3 separate regions of the Homo sapiens genome follow, and regions 1 and 2 are each linked to region 3. A link is a contact called in ENCODE Hi-C or POLR2A ChIA-PET data. All regions are on one chromosome and are shown on one strand. The core of a region is the stretch at or near the end of the contact, and the rest is flanking DNA. Distances in the headings are between cores, read along the strand shown.

Region 1 (4,293 bases), core at 337-2,836, 1.1 Mb before region 3:
TTTAACAATATCTCCAGATGATTTATATGCACATTAAAGTTTGAGAAGCTGGCCAGGTGTGGTGGCTCACACCAGCACTTTGGGAGGCCGAGGCAGATAGGTTACTTGAGCTCAGGAATTCGAGACCAGCCTGGGCAACATGGTGAAACCTTGTCTCTATAAAAAATCCAAAAATTAGCCCGGTGTGGTGGTGGGCACCTGTGGTCCCAGCTACTCAGGAGGCTGAGGTGGGAGGATGGCCTGAACCCAGGAGGCAGAGTTTGCATTGAGCTGAGATTACACCACTGCATTCCAGCCTAGGCAGCAGAGCAAAACCCTATCTCAGAAAATAAATAGTTTGAGAAGCAATCTTTTTTTAAATGAGTGAAGAAATCAGACCTAAGGAGAAATCTGATGAAGCCAGAGCTGAGTTAATATTGATAAATGGATGCAGTCAGGTGGTCTATACTTAATTTTTGGTGAGGGGAAGGGACAGTGGAGGCAGTATTGATTTTGAGGAAGCCAAACAGGACAGCCTGATGAATTCAAGATTTCCAGCATATATACATCTTCACCAATCCCACCACCTTGCTCCAGCCTGTCATATCACTGTGTCTACATAAAAAAAAAAAACAAAAAAAAAACTCCAAGGCCAAACTCTCTGACCTTTCTTTCCTTCTAAAGACCAAGCCCTCCTCACTAGCCCCCTGCCCCTCCTTAGTTAACTGGCAAAGAGATCAAAGGGCAGGCCTTCTGACTGGTGATGCCTCAGCTGTAGCCCCCAAACTTGACTCATCCTTTTATTAGTCCAGGTACCACTTCTTCAGAAAGATGACCAGCCCTCACTGACCTTCCCCTTCCTGCTGTGCTCCAGGCCATCAAGGCATGTGTCACCCAGGCTGGAGTGCAGTGGTGCAATCTCCGCTCACTGCAACCTCCGCCTCCTGGGTTCAACCTATCCTTCCACCTCAGCTTCCCGAGTAGCTGGGTCTACAGGCGCATGCTGCCGCACCCGGCTAATTTTTGTATTTTTAGTAGAGTCTAGGTTTCACCATGTTGCCCAGGCTGGTCTCAGACTCCTGGGCTCAAGCTATCCACCCGCCTTAGCCTCCCAAAGTGCTGGGATTACAGGCCGTGAGCCACCGCACCCGGCCTTGTACTGTTACTGTTTATGGGAGGCAGTACACAGCTGGGCTTAAGGGCACAGTCCTGGAATCAGATGCAGTCAGATTTGAATCCCAGCTTCCCTTCCTGCAAGATGTGTGACTTTGGCTAATCATAGTGCTTTACTATCCAAAAGTTGGCAAGGAATGGGTGAACTAATACAGGATAAAAACGCTTGCCCTACTTCACCTGCCCCCAGCTCCCGGCTATAAACAGTAAATAGCTGAGCTGCTGCAGCACTCAGGCAGGTTGGCCAGCGCTGGGCCAGCAGGAACTGGAAGCTGGTGTGGGGCCTGGGACTTTGGACGCATTTCCAGCTTTCTCTGAACCGGGCTGGCTTCCTAGCAGATAGGGCGGGACCGTCGGGTTGAGTGACGGCCGGTGGCCCGCCCTGGGCGTGACGTTGTTCTAGTGTTGTTGCCAGCAGCTGCACGTGGTCGGCTGAGTCCGCCTCAGACTCAGAGCTGCGCTCCTCGACCTCAACGCCAGGCGGTTACTTTGCTGCTCCTCCCGCTCGCTATGTCAACGTCCACTAGCTGCCCGATTCCCGGGGGCCGGGACCAGCTGCCCGACTGCTACAGCACCACGCCGGGGGGCACGCTATACGCCACTACCCCCGGAGGTCAGCGGGCCGGGCAGGGGTCCGCAGGCTGCGGACATATTAGCGCGTGCGTGTTGTTGCGGGGCGGGGGTAGGGGAGGGACAGACCTAAGACTTGTCCGCAGGCCCCTCTACAGGTTGTAGCTTTGGGGGAGAATGTTTGGAGCGGAAGCTCAGTTCCCAAAAACTTCTAAGTGATGCAACAAGGCCATGAGCCTAGCTTCCGGGTGTTTGGGCTGTAATCCTTCACTGTGGCCTGGGTTCTTGGAGCCTTACACACGCTCCTTACCCCTCGCGACTTTGCTTCCTAGGAATAGGGGCCAGGGCCCCCTACTGAGCGTGACCTCAGCCGGAAGCACCGGGTCTTGAGAAGTGGAGTAGTTAGAACAGTTGGGGCAGTTGCTCCGTTTTTGTGCTGCTGGCTGGCGTCTGTTTGGTTGGGCGAGCAGCCTGGGATCACGAGCTGCTGGGCTCCCGACCCAGGGATTCCTGCCACGCGGAAGCGGAGGGGAGGAACAGGGCAGGACCCTTTGAGGACATTATGCGGGCCAAGTTCCTCTGAGCTAGTGTGAACCTTATAGGACCTGGGAGGGGTCAGGATTAGAACAGTACGTTTCTCCTCCCTGCAGGAGATAGCCCAGGTAACAGCACTGGGTGGAACCCTTCACAACTGCTATTTCACTTCTTGAACCACCTGAGGCTGTTAGTCTAGGTCTCACCTTCACTGGTGAGACCAAAGCAGAGGTTTCAGAGTGGTAGAGGAGCAGCATGAAGTACCTGAACTCAAAGTTTGGTGTTCCTCTTAGAGCCAAGATCTGAAGCTCTCCCAAACATAAAGCCCCTGCCTATACCAGCTGGGATGCCCCCCTTGCTTTATACCCACATCTTGGTTAGGTCTGGAAGATTTTAAGCACTATGAAGGCTTGTCTGCTGAGAACCTAGCTGGGCTTCAGAGCCGATGTCCTTTGATACACAGGGAAATTTGACACCACCCTCACCTCCAGGCCCCAAAAGGCCTGAGTCTGGGACCCCAGTCACCTCGGTACCCAAGCTCCTGACTCTTACCTCAGTCCCAACCCCTTGACAGGCACCAGGATCATCTACGACCGAAAGTTCCTGCTGGAGTGCAAGAACTCACCCATTGCCCGGACACCCCCCTGCTGCCTCCCTCAGATTCCCGGGGTCACAACTCCTCCAACAGCCCCTCTCTCCAAGCTGGAGGAGCTGAAGGAGCAGGAGACAGAGGAAGAGATACCCGGTAAGGAAAGCAGGAATTAAGAATTGTCCCAGCCTTTGAGTTCAAATGCCACTGTGACACAGTGCGGGGGTTCAGTTCCAAGAGGGGTTTCTGCACTGATGCTGAGCCTGCAGATCCTCAGACCAGCAACCTGTCTTCCTGCCTTTTCTCTCTCCAGATGACGCACAATTTGAAATGGACATCTAATCCAGTGCAGATGACCTGGCATGTGGAGTTACAGAGGGATCCCTCATGCCACTGCTGCCACCACCTCTTCCTGGGGCATCCAAAGGCCAGCTGGCCTCATCTAATCTGGAAGGGAGTGACTTGTTAGTTCCAGGCCTCCTTTAGTTCTGAGGCAGCTAGACCAGGGATAGGAGTGGGCAACTTGCCAAGCCCTTAACTCTACTTCCTCTTCAGTCTGTGGTACTCCTCCTAACCCTAAACCCTCTATGCTCAGGGGCTGGAACTGGGGAATGGAGTAAGTCACCTTCTGACTGCTTAGTAAACATTCAAAGAAATGCCTTGGCTCCAGTGTTCTCCTCAATGCTGATTTTCTCATCTCAGCCACACAGCTGAAGGCCCTGGCAGGCCTGGTTAAGCTCAGAGGCCTCAGATCATTCCCAGCTCCCACCAGGCCCACTTCCAGCAGCAATTAGAACCTGAGGCACGCTACAGTGGCAGGTTACATGAGCCTCCAAACCATAAACAGCAATAGCTTGGCCACTGCCAAGGGCTGTTCCTGTCTTCCCAGGAAGCAGCCTTCCTGGAACCAGGGCCCCCCAGCAGCCCCTCCCCTATCCATTCCAAAGCAGGACTCTTGGAAAAGAGGTGCTGTCCCAGCCTATAGCCATCCTGTCTCTCCCTGTGCCTTTTCTGCTTCCCACCTCTAAGCACCAGTTCCTCTATTCCAACACCAAAAACCTTGTACCCTTCTCACAGCATGATAGTCCACCAAGTACCTCTCTCAAAGGGTTACAAGAGACCTTAGAGTTCACACTGAAACCCAAAATGAGGCAGCAGTTTGTTTGGCAAGTCAGAGTTACAATCCCCAATCTCAGTAATCTGGTCTTTTTCTCCTTCGATTTACACAGAAAACCCCACTCAATGTGGTTCTAATCTCTGTAACAGTAGTATCTCAAGGGTGATACAGTGCAAATAGGACTGTCTTTCCTTTTGTTGAGGGAAAAGTCTCCCCGTTCTATTTGAGTCTGTTCTCATGCTGAAATGAAACCATCCAAACACAGCTGCTCCGCCCAGCACAGGATGTGCTTTCAGTCTACTTTGGGAAAAAGTGGTAGGCAGTAGTCTGA
Region 2 (4,487 bases), core at 1,778-4,277, 1.1 Mb after region 3:
GCAAACTCTGCCTCCTGGGCTCAAGCAATTCTTGTGTCTCAGCTTCCTGAGTAGCTGGGATTAAAGGCGTGTGCCACTATGCCAGCTATAAATGCATGTAAATAATTTACCATAGTGCCTGGCATAAACTGAGAGCTTAACAAATGATAGCTGATATATTATTGTTGTTATTATTAATACATATATATTATTTTACACACATTTGCCTACTATTCCTCAATGGGATAAAACAAATAATTGTGGATCACATTTTATTTCATTCATTTAGCATGTATTGAATGTTACCATTTATGCTGGGCCCACTGTGGCAGATTATGTTTTTCAGAAATAGCTACTATAATATCTCCCATTCTTGTCATTCCCCCATCAAGAGGTACAGTCTAATCTCCTTCCTTTGAAGCTGGGTGGGCTTATGAGTTGCTTGTAGCCAATGAAGGTGGTAGAAGTATGTGGCTTCCAAGTGATTCAGGGCAGGCAAGGCCCAAAATTGCAGCTTAGCCCAGGAGGCTTCTTGGCTTTGCCCAGAAAAGAATTCAAGGGCAAGCCAGTGGTAAGAGAAAGCAACTTTCATTGAATCAGTGCTGCTCCTTGTGGAACAGGGCTATCCCATAGGGAGTGTGCTCAGGATGGGCAGTGTACAGGGCTGTTGGCAGCTGTACCTATACCTACCTTTAATTATATGCTAATTAAGAGGTGGGTTATTTAGAACTTTCTGGAAAGGAGGCAGGGAGTTTCCAGAACCATATAAGGTAACTTCCAGGCCATTGCCATGGCCTGTTGCAATGGCATTTGTAAACTGTCATGGCAATGGTGGGAGTGTCTCTATGCTAATGAGCAGTGAGGGCAACTAAAAGTGTCTTTTTTCCTTGCCTGCTGGTTTCTGCTGGCTGCTTCACTGAATCCCGTTTGGAATGAATCCTGGTTTGATCAGTGGGGTTGTGATTGGAAAACAAGTCCTGCAGGCCTCTCACCTCACAAGGCTAGGTCATAAAAGGTGATGCACCTTTCTCCTTGTGAGCTGTATATGTTCACACTGGAGCCTTAAGGCTGCCATACTGGGAGGAAGCCTAAACTGGGCCACAGAGAAAGGCCATATGGAGAAGCCCTGAGTCTACCTGAAAAGTGGGATGCCCAGCTAACCATCCACTCCTCCAGCTCCTGTCACCATCCAACTGCAATCACATGAGAGACCTCAAGCCTTTGGCTTCCCTAAATTTCTAACCCACAGAGATTGTGAGAGAAAATAAAATGATTGCTGTTGTCTTAAACCATTAACTTTTGGTATCATTTATTCTGTATTAATAGATAACCAGAACACCTACCTTTAGGTGCTCAAGATAAAGCATTAAACAGATTTACTTTCATAGGGTTTCCATTCTAGATCTTTCTCATCTTTGGCAAGTGAAGAACAATTGTTTTTGGGTTGTAATTATCTATCAGATAGCTGTCTGGACCTGCTATCAAGTCTAAATTTGTAGATACACCTATCAAAGAGATCACATTCACTTATTTATACATTTACTTATTTATTTTACAATTTTTTGTAGAGATGGGGGGGGTCTCGCTGTGTTGCCCAAGATGGTCTTGAACTCTTGACCCCAAGCAATCCTCTCACCTGGCCTCCAAAAGTTATGGATTACAGGTGTGAGCCACCATGCTCCATTTATGAATTTAATACATTAATTGCTTTCTTAATATAGATGGGACACCTCTGACCCCTCCTGAGTGAAAAATCCATGTTCCCAAGCACCCAGGCCTTCTATCCTATCACAAGGCATGGTTATCGCTTGTTTGCTTCCATCTCACCTAATACCACCAGCAGCTAAATTCATTCTGTTATTCATCTTTGTATTCTTACCATCTAGGCTAGTGCCTGCACATAGCAGACCTATTTAAAAAACAAACCAACCCAAACAAACATGAAGCCCCCACGTAGCTGAAGGAGGGCTGCTGGTTCCTAGACATAGAGATAATTTATTCAAGGACAGTCCCTATCCTCCAGGAGTTAACAATTCAGCACTAGACACCCTGTGGGACCCAGCCTGACAAGTGCAACGAGTGAGATGCCAGAATTGAGTCCTGCGGTCGAACAGAGGGACTACAGGGCAACGCACTGGGCGTGGGAGGTGGAGATGGCTCTGGGAAAGGATCCATTCATTTATTCTACATTTATCAATCACCGTAGCACACACAGCACATAGTAAGTGCTCAATATCTGTTATTAAATGCCAGCCACTGTGCTAGGTGCCAGGATGCAACAGCGGACAAGAAAATTGCAGGGGCACTTGCCCTCGTGGGGCTTACCGTGTAGCGAAGGATGACAGGCAGTAGACTGTCATCTTATTATGTAAAATTGTGCTAGATGCAGAGCAGGAAAATAACAGGCGGCTGAAATTCTAGTAATGATGTGAGCTCCTTCGGCTGAGGGGAACCGTGGGCGGGTTCTGAGCAGGAGTGGCCGTGAGGGGGACGGACCGTAGGGGGCGGGAAGACTGCAGGCAAGAGCTGGTAATTTTAAGATGCAAATAACATTTTTCTGCCTGACTGGAAGAGGAGCGTTTGGTCGCTCGGGATTCTCCCGGAGCAGGGGGCTGTATTTTGAGTGTAAAATCGGTTGCCCCGCAGTGCAGGGCAGGCGGTGGTGAACTGCAGCCCTAGTCCCCAGGTTTTTCATGCTTGGCACATCGAGGCTCTTCGGCCCCCAGGACCAGCAGACTCGCCATGCGTGGCTCGGATTCGGGCTGGAGCAGGCGGGCAAGGTAGCGGGGGCGGGTGCACAGCAACGCTCACCCCTAGGTTTCGGGGTCTGCAACGCTGGGAGGGCAAGAGGAGGCGGAGTTTGCGCTGCGGACCTAGGCGTTGGCGAGGGCCACGCCCCCAGCCGCAGACCCTGCCTCCAGGCCCCTTTGATTGGATCAAGACCGCGGAAGGGCCGGGCGTCCTCGGGCGGCCTGAGGGTCGGGCAGGGGAGGGTGCGCTGATTGGCCCGGCGGGGATTAAGTCATCGCTAGCAGGTTCGAGCGGCCCAGACACCGGCGGGGCGGCCGAGGCTGCTGTGAGAGGGCGCTCGAGGCTGCCGAGAGCTAGCTAGCGAAGGAGGCGGGGAGGCGGCGTCTGCACTCGCTCGCCCGCTCGCTCGCTTCCCGGCGCCGCTGCGGGTCCGCGCTGCGTTTCCTGCTCGCGATCCGCTCCGTTGCCCGCGCCCGGAACAGCAGCACCTCGGCCGGGTCCGAGCTCGGTTCGGGAGTCTTGCGCGCCGGCGGACACCGCGCGCGGAGTGAGCCAGCGCCACACCTGTGGAGCCGGCGGCCGTCGGGGGAGCCGGCCGGGGTCCCGCCGCGTGAGTGCTCTGGGCGGCGGGCGGCCCGGGCCCCGGCGGAGGCGCGCCCCCCGGCTGGGCGCCGCGCGCACCATGGGGCTCCCAGCGCTCGAGTTCAGCGACTGCTGCCTCGATAGTCCGCACTTCCGAGAGACGCTCAAGTCGCACGAAGCAGAGCTGGACAAGACCAACAAATTCATCAAGGAGCTCATCAAGGACGGGAAGTCACTCATAAGCGCGCTCAAGAGTGAGTGTCCCGAGCCCCTCGGGGACGCGGCTCCGGGGCGGGAGGAACTGGGAGGTGGCGCTTAGCCCGGGTTGCCCGCGCGTCTGCCGGGTTTCTGCTCCCGGTACACTGGGGGACGGGTGTCGACGCCTCCGAGGCAGGAAGGATACGTAAAGCGGGCGAACCAGCAACCATCAGATGAAGAGAGAGACCCGTCGCTCCGCCTTTTGCGTTCAGGGATGGTCGGGAGGTGACCCAGCGCGGGTGGTGCTCTGGGGCAGCGCGGGTGGGCGTGGGCGTGCGCGGCACGCAGGTGTCCCAGCAGTGGGGCCAGAGTGCCGAGCGCGCCGCAGCCAGCGGGCAGATCCCATCGTGTCCACAGCTCCAGCTCCCTTAGGGGCAGAGTTGCTCAGCCTTGAGTGCCCAACCGTGAGAATGGAGCGTGCCCTGCCGAGGGGGCGCTGCCTCCCCTTGGGAAAAGGTGGGTTGTGACTGCTTCGCTCCCTGTACGCAGCTCCAGCCTAGTCAGGCCGCCGGGTTCCCTGGGTGGAATGCTTGGTTAGCTTGCGATTCCTTGGAGTATTGGCAGCCAGTAATCTCTAAATCTGGAATCAGTACGTGCGCAGGTTCTGATTCTTGTGTTTAGCAGAAGGTGATAGGGGTGGGAGTAGAGAATCAGAGTGTTCCTTTACTCTAAACTGTGGGCGAGGGTTTAAAAATAGAATGTACATATCCCAACTCTCTCCCTCTCCTGCTCCCAAGCTCTCCTTTTTACCTCTTCCGTTATCCTTGTAAAGGTCTGAGAAGGAATATCCATAATTCTCAGAAAGAAGTTCAAACGTATTTCAAAGATTCTTGGACCTTTTGTAAAACCATTTTTGCGTTTTTTCCTTTTGGTACAAGGGGAGAGATGCAATTTTGCATTCTGCTTCACTTTTGCAG
Region 3 (4,510 bases), core at 1,879-4,378:
GAGTCTGAGGCATGAGAATCGCTTGAACCCAGGAGGCAGAGGTTGCAGTGAGCCAAGACTGCACCACTGCACTCCAGCCTGGGCTACAGAGTGAGACTCTGTCTCAAAAAAAAAAAAAAAAAAAAAAAGAGTGGCCATTTGCTCATAAGCGTTGAAGCTAGGTGATGGACGTATGGGAGGTCACTGCACTACTTCACTTTCAGAAATTTTTGAAATTTTCCCTAATAAAAAGTTTAAAAACAAAAGTAAGTAGAATTGAGCAACTGGTAGCTGTGATGGTTACTATTTTTTCATGGATATAGAGTAGAGTGTGGCTTATCTTTGTTGTCCACTCTCTTCCCCAGAGGGTCTAACCCTGACTCTTCTATGGATGATACAAGCTCAATGTAAACCTAATGATATCAAACCACTCCTTCGTTGTTTTTTTTGTTTTTTTAACTGCCCATAGCCCTCTTAAGATCCCTTGCTTTTTAAAACACTTTGATAGCTTCCCTCTACTCTACGGGTAAAAACCCCAATTCATAATAGAGCTGTTTGCTTTTAAAAGGTCCTATTTCTTTAGCCTCAATTCAGTTCACCTCCTCTTCATACTCTGCACTTGGCCTTTTTTCTGTTCCTCAAATGAGTCATACTCAGTCCTACCACAGACCCTTAGCACTTGTCCCTACTGCCTGCTATACTTCTCCCCTCACCCTCCAACCATCTTTCATCTGATTACTTCTACTCTTTTTTCAGATCTCAGCTCAATCTTTACTTCCTCTAGGAAGGCCCCACCGACCAGCCACTCCACCAAGCTAAACAATCCTCCACGTATACACTCTCATAATCTGTCATACACCTCCTCTTTATAAGACTTAGCAAAAATACGATATTAAAATTTTGTTTTTGTTCATCACTGCATTCCCAGCACTTAGCACAGGGCCTGCCTAGAACAAGTGACCAATAAATATTTATTGAATAAACAAATAAAATGAATTATGATGCATTGACAAGTAGGCCCCCCTTGAGATCTTCCCACTGCTGCCAAAAGACCTCACTGAAGGGCTTGGCATTAAACTGTTAGACATCAAAACTCCCAGTCCTCCCTCACCAGTCATCGCCTACGTTGAAGGCATTAAGACTCTTGGTGAAGCCTTGCATATTGGTGGGGCTGACTCTCTGCAGGAAGTCAATGTAGTCCTCGGAGTGGAAGCGGCACATGTCATGTTGGGAGGCCTGGTATGGCTTGAAGACCTCGGGATGGAGACACAAGATGAACCCAGGCAGGGTCAGCCCCACTCCACAGGCTCAGACCACCCATACTGAACCCAGTCCTGGAGACTATATGAAGCCAAACATAGCATTCCCCTCATCCCACAATCCTTAAGTCAGTAGAGAGACTCCGATTAACCAGGTAAGTTATTACAAATGAGCCCCCTGAAGACCACTTCTTTTCCTTTCCACCTCCAGCTCAGCCTATCGTACCTTCTCAACTTTGAGCCCTGATCCACCTGCCCTGTTCCTTGGAATCTCCTATTCCCAGTTCTCTCCATGCTCATCTCCTCCCCCAAGCTCTGATTCTGTCCTCTTTCCTCTGGATTCTTCTTTCTGGAGTCAAATATATGGGATATATGTCAACTTTCTAATTAAAATCAAAGATTTATTATCTTTGGAAGGTCAGGGGGATGTGTCACACCTCTTTGAAAACTGCACAAGAAAGAGCTTTTCTTCTCCCAGAAAATGCACACAGGTACATACAGGCAAACAATCTCAAGGGATATAGATTCCTGCACTAACATCACCTCAGTCTTTTCTATGACCAGTCCATTTGTCTGTGCCTTGGCACAAGCAATGAACATTCATTCATATTGTTCACTAGTTTCCCTAGCAACACATAAAGCCTGGGTTTAGCTGTTTTGTCTTATTTTTTCTTTTGAGACAAGGTCCTCCCTGTCAACTCAGGCTGCTGATCATAGATCACTGTAACTTTAAACTCCTGGGCCCAAGCCATCCTCTCGCCTCGGCCTCCCAAGTAGTTGGGACTACAGGCACACCCACCGCACATGGCTACTTTTTTTATTTTTATTTTTTGTAGATGTGGGTCCCACTGTGGCCCAAGCTGGTCTCCAACTCCTGGCCTCAAGCGATCCCCCCCATTTCAACCTCCCAAAGTGCTGGGATTACAGGCATGGGCCACCACGCCTGGCGTGGCTTAACTGTTACTATCCCATATCACAGCCATAAATTCCAAGCTGGGAAGACAGCATGTGTATGTCTGGTAGATGAAAAACTGGATAGCGATTAAGCAGAACCATGTAGAGGTATTCCAGGCTGAAAAAGGAATATCTAAAATATCGCCTCTGTTCCACACGCACATACACATTTACAAAGACGGCAGCATCGTTCCACCCTGGAGCCCTAGCTCCTTGGAGGTAAAGAAAGGTGGTAAAAGAGGAGTGGGAACTGAGGGTAAACCTCACACCCTGATACAGTGATATCCGCTCCCCTAACCCTAATTCCTGAGGCCAAGGCCCTATCCACACTCTAAAATGCAGAGGAGGAACACACCTTCTGTCTTCAAACCAGCCCCACATCACGCTAACCCTAGGCCAAGGGCTAGTGTGCCTACAGTCAGAGGGTGGCCGACCTGAGGTGAGAAAGTACTTTCCATTAAGCAGAGGACGCCACCCCCAACACCCTGCACTTTCAAGGTACTCCTGGTGACTTCTATCCAGCTCCCCGATACTCTAGGGGCGGGTCGCACTTCATGCACTCAGTCCAGCCCACCTATCCCTACGGCCACAGCTCGCCCCACCCCCCAACCCCCGGCCGAGGCGGCGGAACTCACGATCATCTTCTTATAGAGACCGTAATGCAGGACCAGGCTATGGGTCAATGCCAGGCGATGGGGCTTCATAGGGTGTCCAGCTCCTGGGGGTGGGGAGAAGAGAGTTCGTCAGCTCTCACCCCTGGAGTTGCAACCCCGCCTCAAAACCTCCGTGTCCCAACCCCTCATGCATATCCCTGTTTCCTCACCGTAGTGGAAGTTGCCCACGTCGGGGTCGTAGAAATAGGCCACGGTCTTGGCCATGGTGCCGGCGGGAGCAGGCCCCGCACCTCCGCCGCCCGCCGCCCGCGGCCGCCGCCAGCCCCTCCCCGGCCGTGCGTGCTGCGCAAGCACGTAGCCGGCCTCTGCGGAACTGGGCGTTGCGGCCCCGCCTCCATCCACACCCAGGCCACGCCCCCAGGGGAGCTCCGCCCCTCGCCCGGCTCAGCTCTCCCGGTATCTGGGGCTTTGAGCGTCCCGGGTTGGGCAGGGAACTGGCAGCATAGCTCCTAGGATGCGAGGGCCATTTGTCTCCGGCCGGGGGTCAGATCCTCGGGAAGCCGAGCCATCCCATCCAGCCGCTTGCCCCAAACCGGGCGCAGGCCGTGGTCACTTCTCTAGGAAGCTCCGAAGATCCCGCCACTCCGTCCCTCAAAGGTGCGGAAAGCCGGCTTCCCCCAGCCCTCGGAGAAGATTCCTGACTCTCCGCTCGGTCGGGGCATCTGAGGGCAGGAGCTGCGCCAGGCGTACCGGATAGACCAGTGGACAACACCCACGCCGGACCGCCTGTCCCCTACCCGGACCCAGACTCGGCGCCGCACATTGCCCCGGGGGGGCCCGGCGCAGTCACGCGCGCGCAGAGCTCACGCTCTCCGCCCCGCACACCTGCGCTCCGCCCCCTGGTCCTGGGCCCGCGACGGGTGAAGGCATTTGGGAAGCCAGGGCGGCTGCGGAGGCGATCTCCCTGACCCAGGGCCGGAGTTGCCCGGAGCCTGCCACCGCTCTCAGCCAGCCCGCATCCTTCTCTGTTCTTCCCTCCCCCCGCCTGCCACGGCGCGGGTATCCGCAGCCACAGCCCGGGGCCGGTGAGGCGGCGAAGGGGGAGGGGAGGAATCAAGGGATGAGCGCCGGAAGGGCGTCGGGGGCCCTGAGCCGCACTAGGACGCCCCTGGAGCCGGAACCCCAGCAGAAGCCGGAACCAGAACCAAATCACCGGTACCGGGTCGGCCAGGTGGTCAGGGTGGGAGAAACCAAAAAGGGAGAGGGGTGCGGGAGTACTGAGAGGAAGGGGCTGCAGAGGCCTGGCTCAGGCCGGCGTGGAGGAGGTGCGGGCGCTGACTCAGGCAGGATTTCTGCTCCCGCCGCCTAAGAATGCCGTCCCATCTCGTGCTGCAGTGTCCTTGGGAGGGACAGAAGCGCGAACAAGCTGGAAAGGGGAACGCTCGGGGCGTCGGGGAAGCGGGACCAGGGTCGTGGTAGAGAGCTTGCGTTGCCGCTGACCTCTTGCCGAAAGGCGAAACAGCACTCCTGGCCCGGACAGCTCCCTGGTTGGGTAGGGGGTGGGGCCGGACCTCAGCCGGACGTCTTAGACGTGCTTGTTTCAGATCCTGAGGACGGCATTCCTACCCCTCCCCCATTCCCAGCTGCAGCCCCCTAAACCCAGGAGGCGCCCTGGCCCGCGCTCGCCCCCCAGGGCCTCATGTC

The links. A loop is a pair of places that touch in the nucleus more often than their neighbours do. ChIA-PET counts read pairs that join two places held with the same protein, here RNA polymerase II (POLR2A). Pooled maps may share reads with other maps.
Region 1: a loop to region 3 is called in a map of naive thymus-derived CD4-positive, alpha-beta T cell, with 8 times the contacts of the local background. The contact joins the promoter of EIF4EBP3 here to the promoter of HDAC3 in region 3. A Hi-C loop is called at or near these places in 1 of 168 maps with a recorded cell type or tissue (naive thymus-derived CD4-positive, alpha-beta T cell) and 6 of 50 pooled maps. POLR2A ChIA-PET finds 5 or more read pairs at or near these places in 3 of 52 experiments (GM10248, T-cell and activated CD8-positive, alpha-beta memory T cell).
Region 2: a loop to region 3 is called in a map of naive thymus-derived CD4-positive, alpha-beta T cell, with 6 times the contacts of the local background. The contact joins the promoter of ARHGAP26 here to the promoter of HDAC3 in region 3. A Hi-C loop is called at or near these places in 1 of 168 maps with a recorded cell type or tissue (naive thymus-derived CD4-positive, alpha-beta T cell) and 7 of 50 pooled maps. POLR2A ChIA-PET finds 5 or more read pairs at or near these places in 2 of 52 experiments (GM12878 and K562).

What each region holds. Positions count from the first base shown.
Region 1 is chr5:140,546,076-140,550,368 of GRCh38, forward strand. EIF4EBP3 (eukaryotic translation initiation factor 4E binding protein 3) reads left to right here and starts at 1,587. Exons shown (of 3, transcript NM_003732.3): 1 at 1,587-1,765; 2 at 2,831-3,001; 3 at 3,159-3,501. The coding sequence starts at 1,663. The coding sequence ends at 3,187. It overlaps ANKHD1-EIF4EBP3 (ANKHD1-EIF4EBP3 readthrough), which reads left to right. Exons shown (of 36, transcript NM_020690.6): 35 at 2,831-3,001; 36 at 3,159-3,501. The coding sequence ends at 3,162. It overlaps SRA1 (steroid receptor RNA activator 1), which reads right to left. Exons shown (of 5, transcript NM_001035235.4): 5 at 3,993-4,293. RefSeq lists enhancers at 534-1,242, 1,243-1,949, 1,710-1,799, 1,950-2,657.
Region 2 is chr5:142,767,350-142,771,836 of GRCh38, forward strand. ARHGAP26 (Rho GTPase activating protein 26) reads left to right here and starts at 3,028. Exons shown (of 23, transcript NM_001135608.3): 1 at 3,028-3,566. The coding sequence starts at 3,413. RefSeq lists silencers at 2,832-3,241, 3,252-3,371 and an enhancer at 3,667-4,487.
Region 3 is chr5:141,633,721-141,638,230 of GRCh38, forward strand. HDAC3 (histone deacetylase 3) reads right to left here and starts at 3,129. Exons shown (of 15, transcript NM_003883.4): 1 at 3,016-3,129; 2 at 2,828-2,910; 3 at 1,091-1,233. The coding sequence starts at 3,070. It overlaps RELL2 (RELT like 2), which reads left to right and starts at 3,277. Exons shown (of 7, transcript NM_173828.5): 1 at 3,277-4,510. The coding sequence starts at 4,506. RefSeq lists enhancers at 449-578, 3,816-3,865 and silencers at 2,602-2,896, 2,906-2,955, 3,016-3,305.